Linked DNA regions of Homo sapiens: regions 2, 3, 4, 5 and 6 are each linked to region 1. A link is a contact called in ENCODE Hi-C or POLR2A ChIA-PET data. All regions are on one chromosome and are shown on one strand. Each heading gives the region's core, a stretch centred on a gene start or an enhancer-like site at or near the end of the contact. The rest is flanking DNA. Distances are from core to core; before and after follow the strand shown.

Region 1 (3,502 bases), core at 282-2,781:
TCGAGACCAGCCTGGTCAACATGGTGAAACCCAGTCTCTACTAAAAATACAAAAATTAGCTGGGCGTGGTGGCGGGCACCTGTAATACCAGCTACTCAGGAGGCGGAGGTTGCAGTGAGCCAAGATCCTGCCATTACACTCCAGCCTGGGCAACAGAGCAAGACTCCGTCTCAAAAAAACAAAAATCAAATGTTTCTTGGAGGCTGGAGAGCAATCAAAAGAACAGGTATGCTGAACTTAGTAAACTCTCCTCAAAGCCCCATGCTGGGGAGATTGAGGCTTCCTTCAGAGATGACATTTGGGTGACAGCAACACAGGATGAACCTAGAAGTTTCATCTTTCTAATAGAAACTATAGGAAGAGGACAGAAGAAAAAGGGTGGTGGTCTCAGAACAATTTGTATTAAATAAATATTGCTGAGCTCCTACGTGTTAGGCCCTATACCAGATAATTTAACACCATTGACCACCCCCCCACCCCTACTTTAGAGGCAAAAATTTGAAGCTCAGCCTACTCAAGCAGCTGACCTCATCATTTCAAAACAGATTTGATTTCCAGGGTTGCCTGCTGTCAGTCCAGCCTTCTTTCCATTATATTACAGCTGGGCAGCAGCCCGCAAAGATCAGGGGTTTGAGACCGTACATCATAATACCAAGACAACGAGTCTCAAAACACACTTTAAAAAATCGGGTTCTGTCAGAAGCTCAAGAAGGGAAGAGGCCCGAGGCTCGACCTGCATCACCTCCCTGGAAAGCCAGGGATGAGATACCCTGGCTTTAATAAATGTTTTTTTTTTTAAGAGCAGAGCGGAACCAGGAGGAGAAACTGAGCCGCTCAGCAAAAACGAAGTAACAGCTGTACTAGTCACAGGGGCAGGATAGGGAGGTTCCAAGAGGGCACTCAGAAGGGGCTCTGTGGTTGGCAGGCCACTACAGATCATAAGCCGTCCATCGCTGAACAGGGGGTGGGGTAGATTTAAGATCAGAGATCAAATCTACTTCTCTATCCTAGCCTCCAGTTTCACAAAAAAGGAAAGATAACCTATGCACTGTGAATTCCTAAGAACAGGGGCCAAACACCGCTCAGCCTGGTACCCCTAAGACCTCACTCAAAAAGTCAGGGAGTTTTCGGCCACTTCAGAAAGACTTTGTTGTTACCCCTCCGTCTTAACCCAGGTGAGTTAAGTGACAATCAAATTCACCCAGCTCATGGGCACTGAGCAGGGCCGAGGGCCAAGGACCTCACCCACAAGGTCGTGTCCCGCGTTCAGTAGCGTGCGGGACGCGGGGCCCCCGAAAGTGGATTCCTGCCCCGCCCAGCGGAGGGACGGCAACAGCAGGAAGGGACTAAGAGAGGTCTCTTCCGGGAGGCCCCCCGAAGGCTGGACCTAGTCCGAACCGGCTCCGGAGGGCCGCAGGAACCTATGAAACACGCCGCTCACCTGCAATGGCCTCGGCCGGCCGGGATGGCAACAGATGGTGCGTGCCGGGGACCGCGTTAGCAGCAGCACTCTTGAGAAACCAGGAAAAGAGGAAACATGCGCGCGCAGCGGGCGCCGCCGTAAACACGACCGGCGCTGTCGTAAACTGCTCTCCCGCTTCCTCTGGGTTGGGCGGAAGAACTCACGAGCCGTAAAGCGAAGGTCCACCCGGAAATCCGTTACTGCGTTTCGCCAGGCGTCCTCATTAGCCTCCGAGGCGCCGAGACGCGAGAGGTGTGATTGGCACTACGTCAGGCGGTATCCGGGGACGCCCAAAGAGGGCGTTCATCACTGAAACTTGGCGGCCGCGCAATCGAAGCTCGAGGCGGGGAGCGACTGGCGCCCTTCTGTGTCCCACAATGCTTCGCGGCGCGCCTCAGCCCCCATGTATCCCACCGTCACCCGCGACTCCCCGCCTGTTCTACCTGCCTGCTTAATGTGAAACTCAGCGCAGGGGAGGTCCGTCGGTGTCTTAGGCGGTCCTTATTGTTACTCCTCCGCCTTTATAGTTGTGGAAACTGAGGCTCAGAAGTGCCAAGTGACCTGCCTAGATCAGACTGTTAGTTTAGGGTTCTAACCGCCAGAGTTCAAACCATACTTCCGCAGTTCTCAAACTTAATTGTAGGACAGGGATTTCTGGAACAGTGTTTTTATTTATTTTTATTTATTTTTTGAGACAGGGTTTCGCTCTGTCGCCCAGGCTGAAATGTAGTGGCAGGATCACGGCTTATTGCACCCTCGACTTCTCAGGTACAAGCGATCCTCCCAGTTCAGCCTCCCGAGTCGTTGGTGTACACAGGCACGCACAACCACGCCTGCCTAATTTTTGTATTTTTGGTAGAGATGGGGTTTTGCTATGTTGCTCAGGCTGGTCTCAAACTCCTGAGCTCAACAGTCCACCCACTGGGGCTAGGGTTACAGGCATGAGTCACCGTACCCGGCCAGCTAATGATTTTTAAAAATTTTGTAGAGACAGCGTCTCACTATGTTGCCCGGGCTGGTCTTTAACTCCTGGTCTAAAGTGGTCCTCTCGCCTCAGCGTGCGGAGCAGCTGAGGCTACAGGTGCATGCCACCATGCCTGGCTAATTTTTTTTTTTAGACGGAGTCTTGCTCTGTCTTCCAGGCTGGAGTGGAGTGCAGTGGCGCTATCTCAGTTCACTGCAACCTCCGCATCCCAGGTTCAGGTGATTCTCCTGCTTCAGTCTCCCGAGTAGCTGGGATTGCAGGCGTGTACCAACATGCCCGGCTAATTTTCCTTTTAGTAGAGACGGGGTTTCACCTTGCTGACCAGGCTGGTCTCGAACTCCTGACCTCAGGTGATCTACCCACCTCGGCCTCCCAAAGTGCTAGGATTACAGGCGTGAGCCACTGCGTCCGGCTGCCTGGCTAATTAAAAAAAAAAAAAAAAACTTCTGTGGAGACGAAGTCTCATCATGTTGCCAAGGCTAGTCTCAAACTCCTGGGCTCAAGCAGTCCTCCTGTCTCGGTCTCCCAAAGTGCTGGGATTACGGGCGTGAGCCACCACACCTGACCAGGATAGTATTTTTAAAAATTCAGATTCTGGGTCTCATTTTGATAGATTATACGGATATGTTTATGCTGGAGCCCAAGAGCTCCGCATTAGCTGTGATTCTGAAGTGACGACTCAGGAACTGCTTTACTACAGTAGATAACAGTGCTGTCCTCTCAGCAACTCCCAGGCTATGGAGTTCCTCCTGGTGTCTTTCTTTCGGAATTTTAAAACAATGAAAGATAATCTGAGGGCATGACTTTATTCAAACCTCAGATCCTTTCTACCTGACATAGGTTTCCTTAGCCGCCTAGTATGTCTCCTTTATTAGAAAATATACCTGAAGTCTAGGCTCTGCCACATTCTTTTTTTTTTCTTTTCTTTTCTTTTTTTTTTTTTGAGACGGAGTGTCGCTCTGTTGCCAGGCGGGAGTGCAGTGGCGCGATCTCAGCTCACTGCAACGTCCACCTCCTGGGTTCAAGTGATTCTCCTGTCTCAGCCTCCTGAGTAG
Region 2 (3,502 bases), core at 323-2,822, 2.0 Mb after region 1:
ACAGAGCGCCTACTACAGTGAGACTATTACATCCATTATCTCTTAATTCCTGACAACACAGCAAAGTAAAGGCAATTATCACGTTCCTCAGAGGAAACAGGCTCACAAAAGGTAGGATCTTGACCAAGGTCACACACACACATATCAAGTGGCGTCACGTAACTCTTTGGGGAAGCGGGGGGGTCGGGGGAGACGGAGTTTCGCTCTTGCCACGGGCTGGAGTGCAATGGCGCGATCTCGGCTCACTGCAACCTCCTCCCCCCGGGTTCAAGCGATTCTCCTGCCTTGGCCTCCCGAGTAGCTGGGATTACAGGCATGCGCCACCAAGCCAGGCTAATTTTGTTATTTTTAGTAGAAACGGGATTTCTCCATGTTGATCAGGCTGGTCTCGAACTCCTGACCTCCGGTGATCCGCCCGCCTCGGCCTCCCAAATCGCTGGGATTACAGGCCTGAGGCACCACGCCCGGTCCACAATACCAAGAACTTTCTAGCGAGGCAGAATAGTTGACGCTGCAGTCCAATTAGAGAAAAAAGGCTGAAATATTAAGATTAAAACTAAAGTAACGACCCAAAAACCCATCCTTCCCCCAAACACGGTCATTTAGATGGCAAGCAACTCCACTGCTTTACATCCCAATGCATTTCCTCCGACTTAAAATATAACTGAAGAGAATTAAAATCTATTTCTAAAAATGAGAAGTTGGTCTTTTCGTCTCCCGTGCCTTAAACAGTGAACTCTGGGGAGAGAACGTCAAGGGTGCCATTTCGTGTAAGGCTTTCCTGGGCTGAAGTGTTCTCTCAGGAAGATCCGCGTTTTTCAGATGAACGCCGAGGCCTGGAGACATCGAACAGCCCGCCCGAAGCGGCCCGGCTCGAGAGCCGGGAAACCAGGCGAGGCGCCAAAGCCCGGGCCTGGGCTGATGCGGCCAGGCCGCCCCTCCCGATCCCCCGCGGGGCTGGGATGGGGCCGGGCCGCGCCACGACGGCCGTCCGCACGGAGAGGCCCAGCGTCGCCAAGCGGCCGCCCTCCTCGGGTCCCGAGTGACCCCGGGGCCGAGGTCCGCGCACGAAACCGCTGTCTCGCCTCGAGTCGCCTCCCCTCGCCTCCCGGGTCGAGAGCAAGGCTCCCAGGCTCGCAGTCCGCCGGGCCTCCCCAAGAAGCAACTCCCCCACCCCCACGCCAGGCCTCTCCTCTCCTCCCCCACCCTTACCCTCCACGGTCACGATCCCGGTCCCGGTCCCCAAAGCCTCCTCCGCGCATGGTCCCAAAAGGATAGAGATCTGGGAGCGGGGCACGGATGGCCGGGCTCGGGAGGGCCTGCGGCTCCGGTCTGGTGACGACCGATGGCGGCGGCGCCTCCGCTGTTGGGGCGGCGGCAGGCGCAGCGCTCTCTCGCTCCGACGCGCTGTCTCCCGTCGCAGACGCCACCGTCGCCGCCTCTCTCGTCGGAGACGGGAGCAAAACACAGAGAATCGGGGCTACAAAGCCGGTGGGCAGGTTTGGCTACGCTCAAACCGGGCAGTGCCGCGGTTTAGGCGTCTCCTTCCTTCCCAGCGACTGCACAAAATGGCGGCCGCCGCTGAGTCGGCTCCAACTTAACGCTGCGTACGGCGGAGACGATACGTAAACAGCGCCTCGGAATAGCCCGAGGGCTCCGCGGGGAACTACGGGTATTCTTGGAAGCACTTTACGTCAGTTGCGACGATGGGTGTATTTTGCGGTCTGTACAAGAAAAACAAAGTACGGAGCGAGCGTAGAGTTCTCGCGCCACCCGAACTAGAACGTGGGATGAGGTGGGAGGAAGCGCCTCTGGTGCGACGTAACATTCTTTGCGTCGTTAGCCGGCCTGCTGTTGCTAAGATGCGCAGTATGCGTAACGCATTCTGTTTAGAGAATAGAGGATTTTGCCTGATTCCGATCTCGGTACAGACCCCGCGGCCGGCTTGAAGAAGTTGCTTTGCAGAGACAATAACCGTCCTCCATATTGTTATCAAGTTTCAGAGTCCTCTGGCGCCAGAGGCCGGGAGGGTCTTAAATTCCGTGGCTGGCCTTCCTATATGGCGCCGCCAGCCCTCTCGCCCCACCGCCCTGGGCCCGCTGAGAATGGCGGCGGGCCCCGGCGCCATTTCCTTTCCGTTGCCTTTCGCTGCTCTGTCTCCGGCAGCCATGATGGAAGAGCCGTGTCCCTTTCTTTCCGGAGTTTGTGAGGTGGCGATGTCCCTTCCAGGTTAAAGTGCCCTCAGCTACATTTGGTTCACACTGAGGTGCATTTTCTGAACCGTATATTTTTACCGTCCCTGGCCGAGCACAGCTGTTGCTAATACAGAAACAAAATGTGCTTGGAGGCCAGGCATGGTGGCTCACGCTTGTAATACTAACACTTTGGGAGGCCGAGGCGGGAGGATCACCTGAGTCCCGGAGTTCGAGACCAGCCTGGCCAAAATGGCAAAACCCCGTCTCTACGAAAAATACAAAAATTAGCAGGACATGGTGGCGGGTGCCTGTAGTCCCAGCTACTTGGGAGGCTGAGGCAGGAGAATCGCTTGAACCCGGGAGTCGGAGGTCGCAGTGAGCCGAGAACGTGCCACTGCACTCCATCCTGGACGACGGGGCAAGAATCCGTCTCAAAAAAAAAATTGCTTGGAGCCCCAGTGGACTCCGTGGGCCCTTTGCTGCCGTTGAACGGCGCTCCTCAGAAGGCCCGGAGAAGACCCCAGCACTCTCAGGAGAACAAGGTTTCAGAGCGATGGTCTTTAGACACAGAAAGGGCGAAGGCTAAGGACAAGTGTTTAACCAGGCTAGTCCACGTTCTCCGCTCAATTCCTTCCAGACTGGCTTCCCTCTCCTTACCTGCTTCCTGTCGTCTCAAACTGCATTTTGAAGCCCCGCAAGCTTGGCCAAATGGCGTCACACGACTGTTGAGCTGTTAGGGCCCTCGAGACGGGCCCATCTAACGTCTCAATTCAACAGATGGGTAGAAGCGGGGAGATTTGGCCCCTCAGTGTGGGTGCTGAGTGTTTGTTTCCCAAATTTTTGGGAACATAGCATAAGAAAAGGAGCTTCAAAAAGAAAAAAAACATGGACCACTGATTTTTCTGTGGTTATGTGTTCTTTTTCCCCAAGTACGTTCTTAACATTGGCAAGTGAACCTCTTAAAGTGATTGAGACTCGCCTGGGTCATATTCTTTTTCTTTTTTTTGTCTGGAGTGCAGTGGCACAATCTCGGCTCACTGCAACCTCTGCCGCCCGGGTTCAGGCAATTCTCCTGCCTCAGCCTCCCGTGTAGCTGGGATCACAGGTGCTTGCCCTCGCACTTGGCTAATATTTGTAGTTTAGCTGGGGTTTCACCATCTTGGCCAGGCTGGTCTTGAACTCCTGACCTCGTGATCCACCCGTGTCGACCTGCCAAAGTGCTGGGATTACAGGCGTGAGCCACCGCACCGGCCTGGGTCATGTTCTTTTATTTACACTGTTAACCTGCCCCAATCCTCATCATCTCT
Region 3 (3,502 bases), core at 661-3,160, 1.3 Mb after region 1:
CAAGACTGTCAAAGCCAAGCCGGTCAAGGCATCCAAGCCCAAAAAGGCCAAACCAGTGAAACCCAAAGCAAAGTCCAGTGCCAAGAGGGCCGGCAAGAAGAAGTGACAATGAAGTCTTTTCTTGCGGACACTCCCTCCTGTCTCCTATTTTCTGTAAATAATTTTCTCCTTTTTTCTCTCTTGATGCTCACCACCACCTTTTGCCCCCTTCTGTTCTGACTTTATAAGAGACAGGATTTGGATTCTTCAGAAATTACAGAATAATTCATTTTTCCTTAACCAGTTGTGCAAGGACAGCAACAACCAATCTAATGATGAGAATGTACTTATATTTTGTTTTGCTATTAACCTACTTACGGGGTTAGGGATTTGCGGGGGGGGCTTGTGTGTTTTGTTGGCTTGTTTGCCATGAAGGTAGATGTGGGTGGGGAGAAGACACAAGGCAGTTTGTTCTGGCTAGATGAGAGGGAACCCAGGAATTGTGAGGTTAGCAGGAATATCTTTAGGGTGAGTGAGTTTTCTTTGAGTTGGGCACCCGTTGTGAGAGTTTCAGAACCTTTGGCCAGCAGGAGAGAGGTGGTAGGGAGCAGCCAGCCGGCAAAGGAAGGAGGGGGAAAAAAACCGCCACCGGGCTGACTTCCACCTCCCAGTGGTGAGCAGTGGGGGCCCAAACCCAGTTTCCTTCTCATTTTTGTTAGTTTGCGCTTTCGGCCTCCCTATTTTCTTAGGGAAGGGGAGTGGGGTCCAAGTGACAGCTGGATGGGAGAAGCCATAGTTTCTCCCAGTCAGCTAGGATGTAGCCATTGGGGGATCTTTGTGGCTTCAGCAAATTCTCTTGTTAAACCGGAGTGAAAACTTCAGGGGAAGGGTGGGGAGTCAGCCAAGTGCCTCAGTGTGCCCTGTTGAAACTTAGGTTTTTCCACGCAATCGATGGATTGTGTCCTAGGAAGACTTTTCTTTTCCTCTGGATTTTTGTTCCTCCTGTACAAGAGGTGTCTTTGCTTGGTTTGGTGGGGCTGCGGCCACTTAAAACCTCCCGATCTCTTTTTGAGTCCTTTATTATAAGTAGTTGTAGCTGCGGGAGGGGGAGGGGGAGTGGGCGGGCAGTGGATAGTAAGACTTACTGCAGTCGATTTGGGATTTGCTAAGTAGTTTTACAGAGCTAGATCTGTGTGCATGTGTGTGTTTGTGTATATATACATATCTAGGGCTAGTACTTAGTTTCACACCCGGGAGCTGGGAGAAAAAACCTGTACAGTTGTCTTTCTCTTATTTTTAATAAAATAGAAAAATCGCGCACTTGCGCGTCCCCCCCCCACCCCCTTTTTTAAACAAGTGTTACTTGTGCCGGGAAAATTTTGCTGTCTTTGTAATTTTAAAACTTTAAAATAAATTGGAAAAGGGAGAAACTGAGCGGTGTATTTTTCCTCACTTTGAAGACTGGAGAATGAATGCGGAGCGGTTAGGCGGGCAGGCAGTGGGGACATCTGGGGCGTTTGCACCTGAGAATGGCGGGGGAGGGTTCAGGAGCTGGACAGAAGCCAGGAATCCTTAGTCCCGGAGGCTGCGGAACGTGCCTTAGCCGGCTTCTAGGCTTCTGCCTTTGGGGTCCAGAGGGTACCCCATTTCCGGCCGAGAGGTGAGTACGTGGGAATGCGGTGGGGAGTCTGGTGGGCTTGGCCCTGACGCGACTTCCTCCGCCCCCTTCCCTCCCCTCTGCCATCCGGACTTCGGCAGTCTCAACTTACAAGTCAAGCCTCTCGGTCCCTGGCGGATCCCGCCAGGCCCCGCCCACCCGTCCTAGGCCCGCCTCCCCGCCTTTTTAAGCGAGCCCCCCTAGCTCCGATTGGCTGCTGGAGCCCGGCCCCCGGCCACGCGACCAGGCTGCGTCCGCGATGCGCACGGCTCCCAGGCAGGCAGGCGCGCTCGGGCGAGGTAGGAGCGATGTGGCCTGGGAACGCCTGGCGCGCCGCACTCTTCTGGGTGCCCCGCGGCCGCCGCGCACAGTCAGCGCTGGCCCAGCTGCGTGGCATTCTGGAGGGGGAGCTGGAAGGCATCCGCGGAGCTGGCACTTGGAAGAGTGAGCGGGTCATCACGTCCCGTCAGGGGCCGCACATCCGCGTGGACGGCGTCTCCGGAGGTAACGCTCCGTTCCGGGAGTCGTTCCAAGACCTTTCCCGAGCTTGCGCTGGAATGGAGGTCCTGGAGGTGGGGGTGGGCGGCTCCTACACTCTTAGCTACTGTTCCCCTTCGCATCTCTCAGGGCGACTTTATGGCTTCCTAATATTGACTCTTGCCTGGTTAAACCCTTTTGACGGAGGGAGGCGATTTGCCCAGCAAGAAAACCCGCATTTCTTGAGCGGCTCCTTTGTGAAGGTCTCTACCAATTGTTGCTGCACGTGAACTCCTGCTAACTTCTAGACGCAGGAATGACTAATTCCACTTTACAAACGAAGAGGCTGAAATCCACAGATGTGAAATGGCTTGCCCAAAAGCCCCCAGCTAGCTGCAGGCAGCGCTGGAATATTGGAGCTGGAACATTGCCTGACTGGCCAGAGAGGACAGCTTGCTGGGTAAACTCATAGCAAGCAAGGGGTCCCAGGGCTGCCACAGAAATCACATGATGAGTTGGCCCTGCCAGGTCTCCCTCATTTCTTTCTTTCCTTTTTTTTTTCTGAGATGGAGTCTCGTCTTGCTCTGTCGCCCAGGCTGGAGTGCAGTGGCGAGATCTCGGTTCACTGCAACCTCTGCCTCCCGGGTTCAAGCGATTTTCATGCCTCAGCCTCCCAAGTAGCTGGGACTACAGGCACGTGCCAGCACACCCGGCTAATTTTTGTATTTTTAGTGGAGACTGGGTTTCACCATGTTGGCCAGGCTGGTCTCGAACTCCTGACCTCAAGTGATCCTCCCGCCTCAGCCTCCCAAAGTGTTGGGATTACAGGCGTGAGCCACCACTCCCAGCCCTCCCTCATTTCACTCTAACCAGTGGTTACACCTGACTTATTCGTGTCAGGCCTCAGGTGAGTGGTAATCATCAACAAGCTCCCAAAGCTGCCTTCTGCCCAGGAAATAGGCATAGAACCCTTGGTGCTGTTGCACTCATTTGTAAAACAGAGGTCCCAGGTAATCCCTTCTCTCCCTCAGGGGAAGCTTAGAGCCGGTCAAAAGATGGGAAATTAGGAGACCCAAGTTCTCATCCTGTTTTTGCCTTTCCCAGGCTGTGTGAACTTTCCCCTCTGGCTGTTTGCTCCTAAGGTCAGCTGTGTTCACTCTGGGCTTTAGAATTCGGGGACTGGTATCTCAGGCACCTACCTTTGGGGGTGTGATTCTGGCAGCAAAGTAAACTGTGGAGTTCCAGGACTGCAGCAGGCGTCTGATCCAGCCCTCTTCTTTAACCCTCAAGGAAACCAAGGGGTCAGATAAGGAGTCAGTGGTGGTCTTCAGGCACAGGAGAAGCCTGTGAGGAAGGGCTGAGTTCCTCCTTGGGTAGAATGTGATTCAA
Region 4 (3,502 bases), core at 598-3,097, 1.3 Mb before region 1:
AGGACCAGCTTGAGTTACCTCCCTGGAAGTGACCATGTCTGCAGGTACTGGAAATTTCAATCATGTGAGCCAATAAATTCCCCTCTTCTGGGGAAACACATGGAAATGGGTTTCTGTCACAACTGAAATCATCCTGACCAATGGATTTAGGGCTCTGAAGAACAAAAAGGAAATACATCATTAGGGCTCTTAAATGCCTCAAAGGGAAGCCTAACGTCAGGCAGGGTGTCCCAGAAATGCAATCTAACACCTTTTGGTGAAACTCATTGCCTGTCTTTTTGGTGAGTAGGATGGGAGCTGCGGAGAAAAAGGCCATGCTACTTTTATTAAGTATTTGCAGTTACATTTTGCAAATGATTTCAGCAACTTTATCTCAGGTGTTTTAACATCTCAGCATCTCACAGTTGTAAGAAACAGAATCAATCTTCTACTCAGTGCAGAGGGGGAGAGAGCATGATATAGCAAAAAGAGCACTGAACCAGAGTCTAACAATCTGGCTTTTCATCTTTATCTGATCACTGATTAGAGTGTGGTCTCAGACAAATCACCTTGCTTTTATTGGTCTCATGACTACCTCGTCTTCAAGCACTCACCCAACTCTGCAATGGAAAATACACTAGGACAGAGGTTCTTAATTTTTTATGGGGCCTGGGCCCTAGGAAAACACACACTGCACACATGATTTTACGTTGCATGGGGTTCACAACTCTAGAAGCCAATCTACATCTCTAACTTCTCTGCTTTACAGTAACACCAGCTTCTGCTTGAGCGCTCCTCCAGTGGGAGGGAGCTCACTACTCACAAGGAAGCCCATTGTACTACTGAACTGTACTAGAAAAATAAGTTATTCTTCATATATATATATATTTTTTGAGATGGAGTCTCACTCTGTCCCCCAGGCTGGAGTGCAGTGGCGCAATCTCGGCTCACTGCAATCTCCGCCTCCCGGGTTCAAGCGATTCTCCTGCCTCAGCCTCCTAAGTAGCTGGGATTACAGGCACGCGCCACCACGCCTGGCTAATTTTTTGTATTTTTAGTAGAGACGGGGTTTCACCACATTGGTCAGGCTGGTCTCGAACTCCTGACCTCAGGTGATCCACCCACCTCAGCCTCCCAAAGTGCTGGGATTACAGGCGTGAGCCACCGCCCCTGGCGTTCTTCTTCATATCAAACCAAGTTCTATACACTGTAATTTCTACTCATTGGTCGAAGTTCTCAATGGCAAATCAGAAAAATTGTGTTCTCGCCTGTATATGACATCTCTTCCTCTCTCTCTCTGAAGACTGTTTCTAACTAAAAAATGTAGATGATTCGCCATGCAAATTATTTTACTGTACATTGTTACAAAGATAAGTTCTTCACCTCACCCCTAATATGCCAAATGTTCAAATGTAGATGCTGAAGTCCAAATAAGCACACTGCTATTAATCTGCATAGATCTAGGTGTTGCAAAGAGGAGAACTGCTGTATAACAATATCTTGAAAGAAACAGCATAGTATTTTGGGGAAAGCACTGCATTCAGAATCAGAAGACTTGGAGTAATACTCGGTCTCACATTCCAACTACCTGTGTATCCTTGGGCACGTCACTTAACTTCTCTCAGCCTGGTTCTCTTCTGCAAAATGCGACAGGAATACAGTGAGGATTAAGTGAAATAATGTTTGTAAGCTTCTAGGGCAAGGCTGGGACATAGCAAATTCTCAATAAATAAGTGCCAGCTCCCGCGCTCAGCAGGCTCCGAGTTTTATTCGATGCGCTCGGCGCTCTTGGTCGAGCGGGATTCCCCCTCCGGAGCCCGAGTCTGCGCTCTGGGCTCGACTGAGGCTCCCTGGCCGCTCGCGCTTTTCTCTCCTTCTCCAAGATGGCGGCGATCGGCGGCGTTGAGGCGGGATCCGGGCGAGCCGAGTGAAGGTAGCGGCGAGCGGAGACCCCAGGAGACCGGGCTGGGCCCCCACCCTGAGGCGGCAGCAGCCCCGCCCCGTCGCCACCCGCCGCCCTGGGCCCGCGACATCACCTCTGGGGTGCCCCAGGCCCTTCGCGGCCTAGCCCAGGGGCCGAGCCGGGGACTGGAGTAGCGGCCGCAGCCGCCCCCAGGAAGGGGCTGGAGCGGGCAGAAGGAGGAGGGCGGGCGGGAGCTGTTCAAACGGGGAAGGCGGGAAAGCTGCGGGGCCGGGAGGGGGCGTGCGGCCGCCCCGGGGGCCTGCGGACCCGGGCCGCCCCTCCCCCTGCCCGGGCCGTCTCCGCCCTCGGGGGCGCCGTGAGGCCGCCGGAGACGCGGGAACCCGGGTTCAGGTCGAGCTGTGCGGCTCGGAACCCGCGATGCGGGGGTCCCTCGGGCTGTCAGGGGGAAAGGGCTCGTGGCCGCGGCCACGGGAGGGCTGGGGCTGCGGCTGGCAGGAGAAAGTACGAGGAGCTTTCTTCTTTTCCTCTTCACAGAGCTTTGTTGAGCTAGCTGTTGCCGCAAAACTGCCGGGAGAATCCCACTGGTTTGCCTTGGGGACCACAAAAATGGTGGTCCTGGGGGCTGTTTGTGTAAATCACCTGGTATTTTGTGTGTTTCTTGCGTGCAACCCGGCTTGGCCGTGCCTTCGTGGTGGGCGCCTTCTCCATGCAGGCCCATTTTCCCTCCACCAACTACTACTTGTAGATTCACTTTATAGCGTGCAAAAGCGGAGAAACATCTCTGTCCCCTCTTTTGGAGGGCTAAGCTGGTGGCTGATTATATTTCCTCCTAATAGAACAAAGTAAAAAACTGAATCCCAAATAAAGCCTGTTGATTGGACAAGGCTTCTCAAAATTCGATTGCTGGTCTTATGGAATGTGTGTTGTCAGCCAATCTGTGCGGTGGTCGTGGTTCCGCTTAATTGCACTGCAATGAGAGGATTCAATCCCCATCCCCGACTGTCGGGATCTCTGCAGCTTCCAGAGCTGGCAGGGGCTGGGAGTGCTGCCTAGGTAGGTCCCTGGAGAAGGGAGTGGCAAGAGGATTCGGAGTCACCGTGTTCGGAGATTGGAAGAAACCTGGACGAAGTTGAGAAGGCATCACTTGTCTGTATCGTAGAAGTAACAAGAAAATTTCAGAAATTGGCAACCGGCGGATGTGCATCTTCCTTTACCTGCACTGACTGGCATTTTGAGTTCTTGAAAGGAGTGGTTGGAAGAAGAGAATGCAGAATCTTGGACATGGCTCTCATCCTGGAACAGACCTGGAGTTCAGAATTTCTCTTACTGTCCGTGTGACGGGGCTTACTTTGTTTCCTTTTTTTCGATACTCATTTACATTATGGGGTGAAGAAGGTTGTTGATTGCAGGAGCTCAAGTTACCTCAAAAAAAGTCTGAAACCTGTTTTTTAACTGTAATTTGAAGTTTCAAAATGACAAAGTGCTATATCTGAGGACTTTTTCCTCCTGATTACTTTGGTCATCCCAAAGGCCTATGCCTGAACATAACTTGTATGCTTATCTACCAGGGAAAGAGCAACTCTGCCCCCTCCTTTTTCA
Region 5 (3,502 bases), core at 642-3,141, 1.2 Mb before region 1:
TGCTCATGGTCCAGGCCAAGCTCCCTCTGCCACATCCAGGGCATCTGTGAGCTCCTGCCAGGTGCCCTACCCTGGCCCAGCCCTTTCAGTACCTCACAACAGCCCCAGGGGGTCAATGGTGTTGGCCACCAGTTACAAATGGGGAAACTGAGGCTGAGGGAGGAAGGGACTTGCCTGGTCATACACTAAGTAATGGAAGACTGGGACCCCCAACCTTCCTCACTGCTGCCTCACCTGCCTGCCCCACCCACACCCCACTGCCTGCTTCCCTCATTCTCTCCCTACTTAACTGGGGACCTCTTAGAGGGGAGTTGTGATTTTACAAGGATCAAAGCCAAGGCCTCCTCTCCCCTGTGTTAGCTGGGAAACCCAAGGAAACTTCCACAGAAGGCCCCCAGGGCTGGGAGGGCCTCAGGTGCTAAGGGTGAAAACTGCCAGGTTGTTCATTCCTCCCTGTGGGTGCATCCCCTGGGAGCCAGCTGCACACAGCATAGCGCTAGGTGCCCGCCAGACAGAAGTGAAGCGGCCAGGTGCCAGCCCTGTGGGGTCACGTGGGAGGGAAAGGGACGAGAAAGACAGACATAAACTCAATCATTGTTTCACGCTGTGAAAAGAAGAAGATGGGACGGGACGCCCAGGGCCAGGAGGCTCTCTGTGAGGACGGCCTAAGGCTGCTGAGGTAAGATGGGGTGGGCTGGGCCATGAAGGGCCTTGAATGCCAGGCAGGAGGTGGCCCCTGCAGAGGTCTCGGCTTGGCTGGCTGGAACAGTTCCAGGCTGCCTGAAGGCCTCCTTCAGAGAGAAGGCTGCTGGGGCTGCATGGGGGCTGGGGGGGGGGGCGCTGGCGGGAATTCATCAGTGCAGTCAGGCTGGGTTCCCTGGCAGCAGGCTCTGTCTGAGGCTGCAGGCCTGGGCGGGATCACTTTACAGCTGCAGGAAGTCTTGGCCCCAAGAAAATGAGGGCCAGCTGTCTGGTGGGAGCCTTGGGTAGGAGCAGGGCCTCCACCTGGCACCACAGGGCAGGATTAACGAGGTGCCGCCGCTCCCGCTGGGCCCAGCTACATCGGAAGGCGCTGGGCCGGGGGCATGGAGGGGAGGGGTTGAGTGGAGCTGGGAGGGGCTGGTGGGCAGGGGAAAGGGCGCCTGGGGGGCAGCCCCAGGCCTGCCTTTGAGGAAGCCTTTTGCAGAGCCTCCACCAAGCCCTCTCCCTCCTGGCTCCCCTGGGCCACCACGATCCCACCCTGGGCCTGGACACCGACCCCTCCACCTCCTGCCCTAGTGTCAGTACCCACCTCCCAGACCGGCCACTTCTGGGCTGTGTGACCTTAGGCAAATTACTTAACCTTTCTGTGCTTCTGTTTTCTCACTGGTAAAATGGGCAGATAACACTCGTTGCCTCATAGGGTTGTTAGGGTTGACTGAGCCAACAAGTAACTCAGCACCTGCCATGTAGACAATGCTCTGTACATGTTGTTATTGTCACGGATGGTTCCCTGCTCCCTTCCAGAATGGCCTCTGCTCCAGACACCTGGCTCAGAGCCCTGCCCCTCAGACTCCTCAGTAATTCTAGGGACCCCTGCTCTGCCTCTGGTATTGCCTTCCCAGCTCCAGAATAACGTCTGTCCCTACTCCCCACTGGGAGAGAACCAAAGGACTGTGTCTGTCTTTCCTCCTGGTCTGGGCTGCTAACCCTAAGAGGGTCAGGGCTGTCTTGATCCTGGCAACACGGCAGGGTCCCCCTGGCGTTCCTGGATTGGGCTCTGCGGGCTCTCGGTAGGCGCTTTAGGAAGCCTTTGCCCGCTCCAAGGTGGCTGGAGGTAGGCCCAGTTCTGAGTCCTGAGCACGGTCTACGGCCCCTGCTCAGGGTCAGTGTTTCAAGGCGACCACGAGATGGCAGTAGCACTGCATGTACAGGGCTTGCCGGGGCACTAGGGTGGAGTCCACCGCGGCCAAATCAGCCCCTCCCGGGTACAGACACCGGGAGAAAGGGGCGGGTGCTGCCGGCTCCTGCCCGCTCCTGCCCCGCGCGAGCTCACAGGCGCGCGCGTGCACACACACACGCGCACACGCCCTCTGACTGGTGGGGCTGAGTAACAATGGTGATGGGGCTGGGAGCTGGAGTCCGAGGGTCTGGCTTCACCGCCGGGCTCTGCTGTGGGACTACACAAGGGATTTCATCTCTGGAAGCCTCAGATCTTCTTAAACGTCCCGATTCACAGGGTTGTGGGGAGGATTTGGTGAGACAAGCTGGGAGCTCAGCTACGGGAGCTTTGGGTGGGCAAAAGTGAGCCCGGTCCCCTCCCTCTCTTTACAGAGCCCCGGTGTGCCGTTGCTGGGGCCCCCTGCTCCCGCGCCTTCTCAGCCGACACGCTCAGATCCGTGTGCATTGCCGTTTCTGTCTCCACGTGTAGACAAATCATGAGCTCGCCCAGTAACTCCAGCTCTACCACAGATTCCTTCTCTTTTCCGCCCTTCCCCTATGTCTAATTCCCTTCTCCAGCAGTGAGAAACCTGCTTCCCGCCGTCCTTCATTCCTTCTCTCCCCCCATCCCCGCAGAAACCAATCTCTGTTGCCACCACTGCCCCGTCCTGCCAGTGCCTCCCACCCTCTCCGCGTGGACCGCCACCACCCTGCCCCACAGACAGGCCCCTAGACACAGAAATCTTCTTTCTCACAGTTCTAGAGGCTGAAGTTCAACATCAAGGACGTGGACTCCATCTGTTCAGTTGGTTCCTTCCGGCCCCTCCGTGGCTGTATATGGTCATCTTCTCCCTGGGGCCTCACATCATATCCCCTCTGCATCTCTCTATGTTCAAAAGTCCCATTTTTATAAGGACAGCATTCATCAAGGATTAGAGTCCACCTAATGATCTATTGTACCTATTGTACCTTAATCACTTTTTTTTTTTTTTTTTTTGAGACAGAGTTTCACTCTTGTTGCCCAGGCTGGAGTGCAATGGCGCGATCTCGGCTTACTGCAACCTCCGCCTCCCAGTTCAAGCAATTATCCTGCCTCAGCCTCCTGAGTAGCTGAGATTACAGGCATGCGCCATCACACCTGGCTAATTTTGTATTTTTAGTAGAGACGGGTTTTCTCCATGTTGGCCAGGCTGGTCTCGAACTCCCAACCTCGTGTGATTCACCCGCCTCGGCCTCCCAAAGTGCTGGGATTACAGGTGTGAGCCACAGTGCCTGGCACTTCTTTAAAGGTCCTACCTCCAAATACAATCGCATTCTGATATACTAGGGATTAGAGATTCAACGTATGAATTCAAAGGGACGAAGCAGCCCTGTATTGCCCTCTGCTGCCCTCTAGGCCCTGGGTCCATTCTCCCAGACACACTGCTCTTTCGCAGGTGGCCACAGTGTCTTCAGAGGGGCTGCCACATGAAACACCCGCCTCCACTCCCTGCCCCCTGCCCCCTGCCCTAGTGGGAGTTTGAGGGTGGCTAGATTCATCCTAGGGCAGCCTAGCCTTAGATCCAAGGATTAGCCATGGGAC
Region 6 (3,502 bases), core at 628-3,127, 1.1 Mb before region 1:
TTGGATTCTCCAGGTAGCTTTGGTGACTCTTTTCCCTTACCTTGTACAGAGATCAGGCTGGGCGCCCCAAATGCCCATTGGACCCGTACTTCATCATGCCCGACAAATGCAAATGCGTGGACTTCCAGACCCTGAAGCTGCAGGAGCTGCCTGATGCAGTCCCCCACGGGGAGATGCCCAGACACATGCAGCTCTACTGCGACAGGTGAGGCAGACGGGCTGGGAGGTGGGCATCTACGACGGTGGATGTCCCAGCTGTGGCCCTAACCCGAGTGTTGGGAGTGGGTCATCTGGAGCAGGGTGAGTAGGGTGGAGAAGGTGGCCAGTTGCAGAGCACCTGCTCTGTGCCTAATGCTTCCATAAGTTCCTCTCATCTCGTCTTTCCATAATCTGCAGGGGCATGTCAGCCCCATTTTGCAGATGAGGAAATGTAACTTGGAGAGATTAAATGACTTCCTGTGTGGAGGAGAGCCGGGCTTTCAGCCTATGTGCATTGCTTTCCAAAGTCTGTGTTCTTCTTAGGATAAGAGGCCCAGGATGCACAGCTAGATAACCAATAGCTGGCAAAGCCTCTTCCCAGCCTGACACCCCACCTCCTACCCCAGGCTTTCTTTTTTTTTTTGAGACGGAGTCTGGCTCTGTAGCCCAGGCTGGAGTGCAGTGGCGCGATCTCGGCTCACTGCAAGCTCCACCTCCTGGGTTAATGCCATTCTCCGGCCTCAGCCTCCCGAGTAGCTGGGACTACAGGCGCCCTCCACCATGCCCAGCTAATTTTTTGTATTTTTTAGTAGAGATGAGGTTTCACCTTGTTAGCCAGGATGGTCTCGATCTCCTGACCTCATGATCCGCCCGCCTTGGCCTCCCAGAGTGCGTGGATTACAGGCGTGAGCTACTGCGCCCAGCGTACCCCAGGCTTTCTGTTAAGATCCTGCTGAACAGCCACGGTGGCTCATGCCTGTAATCCCAGCACTTGGAGCGGCTGAGACAGGAGGATTGCTTGAGGCCAGGAGTTCAAGACCAGCCTGGGCAACATACTGAGACCCTGTATCTAAAAAAAAAAAATTTATTAGCTGGGTGTTGGGGCAGACACCTATAATCCCAGCTACTTGGGAGGCTGAGGTGGGAGAATCACTTGACCCCAGAAGGTTGAGGTTGCAGTGAGCTGTGATTACACCACTCCACTCTAGCCTGGGTGACAGAGCGAGACCCTGTCTCAAAAAGGAAAACAAAAAAGATTCTACTGAGGGGGAGAGGGTACTGAGCTTGGGCCCCTCATAGTAACCTGGGTGGAAGGTTTTGAGATCTTTGATTAGGGTTCTAACCTGGGCTTGCATATCCTGAAATTGCATGCAGATGTTCTGAGGAGAGCGGATCTGTAGCTTCTGTTAACTTCATTAGTGGCAACAGAGTATGTAGGGGTCAGGCTCTTGCTCCCTGGGCAAGTTATGTGACTTTGTCAAGCTTCAGTTTCCTCATCAGTAAAATGGGGATAAGGACAGTCCTTAATCTCTCAGAGGGCTGCTTGAAAATGCATGTGGTGTTTAGCACAATTCCTTCATGCAGATTACGTAATCAGGATGTATGATTTTCCAAGCAGTTCATGAATCCTGAAAACTTACGAAGTGGGTATGGGAAGAGGGGAGTTGGAGGCTCATGGAGTGACGGTGATGGTCTTTTCTGGAGCTGTGATGCCTGATGGTATAAAGCACTTCTATGTCTGCTGCCTCACCTGACTCCACAACATGAGAGGCAGGCCACTTCGTCATCCCCCTAGGCTCAGAGGTGCAATGACTTCGTTGAGGTCACACAGCGACTAAGTGTCCCTCCACACCACCCTGTCTCTGACTGGGGGACTTGGAGACTTCCCTGTTTCAACATCTCATTTTGAAAACAGGAAATGAAAACCCAGAGGCAAAATGAGCTCACAGAGCCATGAAGAGGCAAAAAGGGCGAGTGGCCCCTCAAGGAGGCTGGGGGGCGTGAAGAGGAAGTCTTGCCCTGAGAGGCTAAAGGGCACCACACAGTGAGCTGACAGCAGACACGTGGAGATGGGGCTTTTGGAGGGCTCTGTGGGCTGGCACTAAGCCTCCTAAACCAGCGTACAAATGAGTTAGCGAGTTCAGCGAGAGTCAGGCCACCACCTGCCTTTCTGTTTGGCTGTCACTGTGGGCAACACCATCCTCCAAGCAGCTGAGCATGGGCTGAGTGACGTGGGGAGAGAGGCCGTTCTCTGGGCTCCGTGGGGCTGGAGCCAGCTCAGCATGTGGTGCCTGTGGCAAAAATGCTGCAGTGGACCCTGCGTGTCCTGGGCATGGGTGGAATCAGAGACTTGCTGTCCAAGTCAGAATCTCAGCTTTTCTCCTTTCTCCTCTACCCTCCTCTCAGGTACCTGTGTGACAAGGTCGTCCCTGGGAACAGGGTTACCATCATGGGCATCTACTCCATCAAGAAGTTTGGCCTGACTACCAGCAGGGGCCGTGACAGGGTGGGCGTGGGCATCCGAAGCTCCTACATCCGTGTCCTGGGCATCCAGGTGGACACAGATGGCTCTGGTGAGTTGGCTTTGGGGTCCTGGCTTAGCCCTGCTAAAAGGCTGTGCTTGCATACTTCTGGTAACAGGCAGCTCGTTACTTCATGAGGTAGCCCAGGATGTCCTTGTGTTGCTCATATCATTAGAACGTTCATTTTTATATTAAGTGATCCCTGGAACTTCCACACATTGGTCCTAGCTGTGGCTCCTGGGCTGAGGGTGTTTGCCTAAGTGCAGGATTAAGGCAGAAGGACTGAGGTCAAATCACTGGGGAATTACTGAAAGCCAAGTCTTCACTTCTGTGACAGGAAATACAAGAGAAGTGAAACGCAGGGTTCCAGGCAGGCAGCCGCCTAGTGTCTAGTTGGAGAAATAAGAAAACTGTGAGACCGCTGGGGACATGTGGGTAAAGTGGTGGCTGTTGTGGGTCACGCAGTTCCAAGGAGGTGCTAAAGGAGGTCTGAGAAGGAGGAGGTCGGGGCTGGGCCTTGGGGAAGGTTTTCTGGGAGGAGGTTAATCTGAGCTGGGCTTTGAAGAGTGGTGGATGTGGAAGAACTTCCAGGCGGGAGGGGATGGCAGGAGCAGGTGAAAACCCCGGCCTGGGCAAGGTACTGAGTGGCTGGAGGGCCGAGTGGGAGTCTAGGGGATGAGGGGCCAGGTGGTGTAAGAGGCCTTGAGTGCCGAGATGGGGAGCTCCTGCTTACACCTGAGGGCAGCAGGGGCCACTGAGGGTTTTCAGGTTTGTTTCAGCCCTCTGGCTGCAGTGAATTGATTCAGAGGGGTGGCTTCCCCAGGGCTCAGTCCATGGCCCACCCCACATTTACACAAACTACCTAGATTATTACAACTTTAAAACCACTGACAGGTAAGTAGCTCTCACATTTCCATTTCTAGCCTGGGCTTCTCCCCACGTTCCAGACTTTAATAACCAACTGCTGATTTGACATGTTCACTTACATATCTGAAAGGCAT

The links. A loop is a pair of places that touch in the nucleus more often than their neighbours do. ChIA-PET counts read pairs that join two places held with the same protein, here RNA polymerase II (POLR2A). Pooled maps may share reads with other maps.
Region 2: a loop to region 1 is called in a pooled map, with 13 times the contacts of the local background. The contact joins the promoter of DDX17 here to the promoter of EIF3D in region 1. A Hi-C loop is called at or near these places in 1 of 37 single-sample maps with no recorded cell type and 7 of 50 pooled maps.
Region 3: a loop to region 1 is called in a pooled map, with 6 times the contacts of the local background. The contact joins the promoter of GCAT here to the promoter of EIF3D in region 1. A Hi-C loop is called at or near these places in 4 of 50 pooled maps.
Region 4: a map of B cell shows a loop between it and region 1 (14-fold over the local background). The contact joins the promoter of HMGXB4 here to the promoter of EIF3D in region 1. A Hi-C loop is called at or near these places in 1 of 168 maps with a recorded cell type or tissue (B cell), 1 of 37 single-sample maps with no recorded cell type and 10 of 50 pooled maps.
Region 5: a loop to region 1 is called in a pooled map, with 8 times the contacts of the local background. The contact joins the enhancer-like site here to the promoter of EIF3D in region 1. A Hi-C loop is called at or near these places in 3 of 50 pooled maps. POLR2A ChIA-PET finds 5 or more read pairs at or near these places in 2 of 52 experiments (BJ and PC-9).
Region 6: a pooled map shows a loop between it and region 1 (6-fold over the local background). The contact joins the enhancer-like site here to the promoter of EIF3D in region 1. A Hi-C loop is called at or near these places in 1 of 168 maps with a recorded cell type or tissue (CD8-positive, alpha-beta T cell), 1 of 37 single-sample maps with no recorded cell type and 2 of 50 pooled maps.

The regions. Positions count from the first base shown.
Region 1 is chr22:36,527,635-36,531,136 of GRCh38, forward strand. It overlaps EIF3D (eukaryotic translation initiation factor 3 subunit D), which reads right to left and starts at 1,532. Exons shown (of 15, transcript NM_003753.4): 1 at 1,442-1,532. RefSeq lists enhancers at 1,043-1,092, 1,403-1,802.
Region 2 is chr22:38,504,739-38,508,240 of GRCh38, forward strand. DDX17 (DEAD-box helicase 17) reads right to left here and starts at 1,573. Exons shown (of 13, transcript NM_006386.5): 1 at 1,213-1,573. The coding sequence starts at 1,499. RefSeq lists enhancers at 638-1,529, 1,409-1,598, 1,530-2,421, 1,999-2,408 and silencers at 849-1,018, 1,049-1,318.
Region 3 is chr22:37,806,024-37,809,525 of GRCh38, forward strand. It overlaps GCAT (glycine C-acetyltransferase), which reads left to right and starts at 1,911. Exons shown (of 9, transcript NM_014291.4): 1 at 1,911-2,140. The coding sequence starts at 1,945. It overlaps H1-0 (H1.0 linker histone), which reads left to right. Exons shown (of 1, transcript NM_005318.4): 1 at 1-1,409. The coding sequence ends at 106. RefSeq lists an enhancer at 1-297 and a silencer at 1,726-2,015.
Region 4 is chr22:35,255,646-35,259,147 of GRCh38, forward strand. It overlaps HMGXB4 (HMG-box containing 4), which reads left to right and starts at 1,848. Exons shown (of 11, transcript NM_001003681.3): 1 at 1,848-1,912. It overlaps LOC105373017 (a long non-coding RNA gene), which reads right to left. Exons shown (of 4, transcript XR_938210.3): 1 at 2,543-3,502; 2 at 1,568-1,616. RefSeq lists an enhancer at 1,142-1,642 and a silencer at 1,908-2,407.
Region 5 is chr22:35,349,025-35,352,526 of GRCh38, forward strand. No RefSeq gene overlaps it. Among named protein-coding and RNA genes, the nearest start is that of MIR6069, 14 kb to the left of the region's middle. RefSeq lists enhancers at 293-825, 826-1,358, 1,949-2,457, 2,024-2,143, 3,275-3,502 and 1 more and a silencer at 1,804-1,923. Within about 2 kb of position 1,892, at least 26 of the 41 ENCODE cell types and tissues checked have a DNase peak (open chromatin) inside an H3K27ac peak, as active enhancers do.
Region 6 is chr22:35,408,359-35,411,860 of GRCh38, forward strand. MCM5 (minichromosome maintenance complex component 5) reads left to right here. Exons shown (of 17, transcript NM_006739.4): 6 at 50-205; 7 at 2,386-2,552. Among named protein-coding and RNA genes, the nearest start is that of MCM5, 10 kb to the left of the region's middle. RefSeq lists enhancers at 1,701-1,760, 1,851-2,070, 2,151-2,290. Within about 2 kb of position 1,878, at least 11 of the 41 ENCODE cell types and tissues checked have a DNase peak (open chromatin) inside an H3K27ac peak, as active enhancers do; they include CD8-positive, alpha-beta T cell, where a contact is called at or near this core.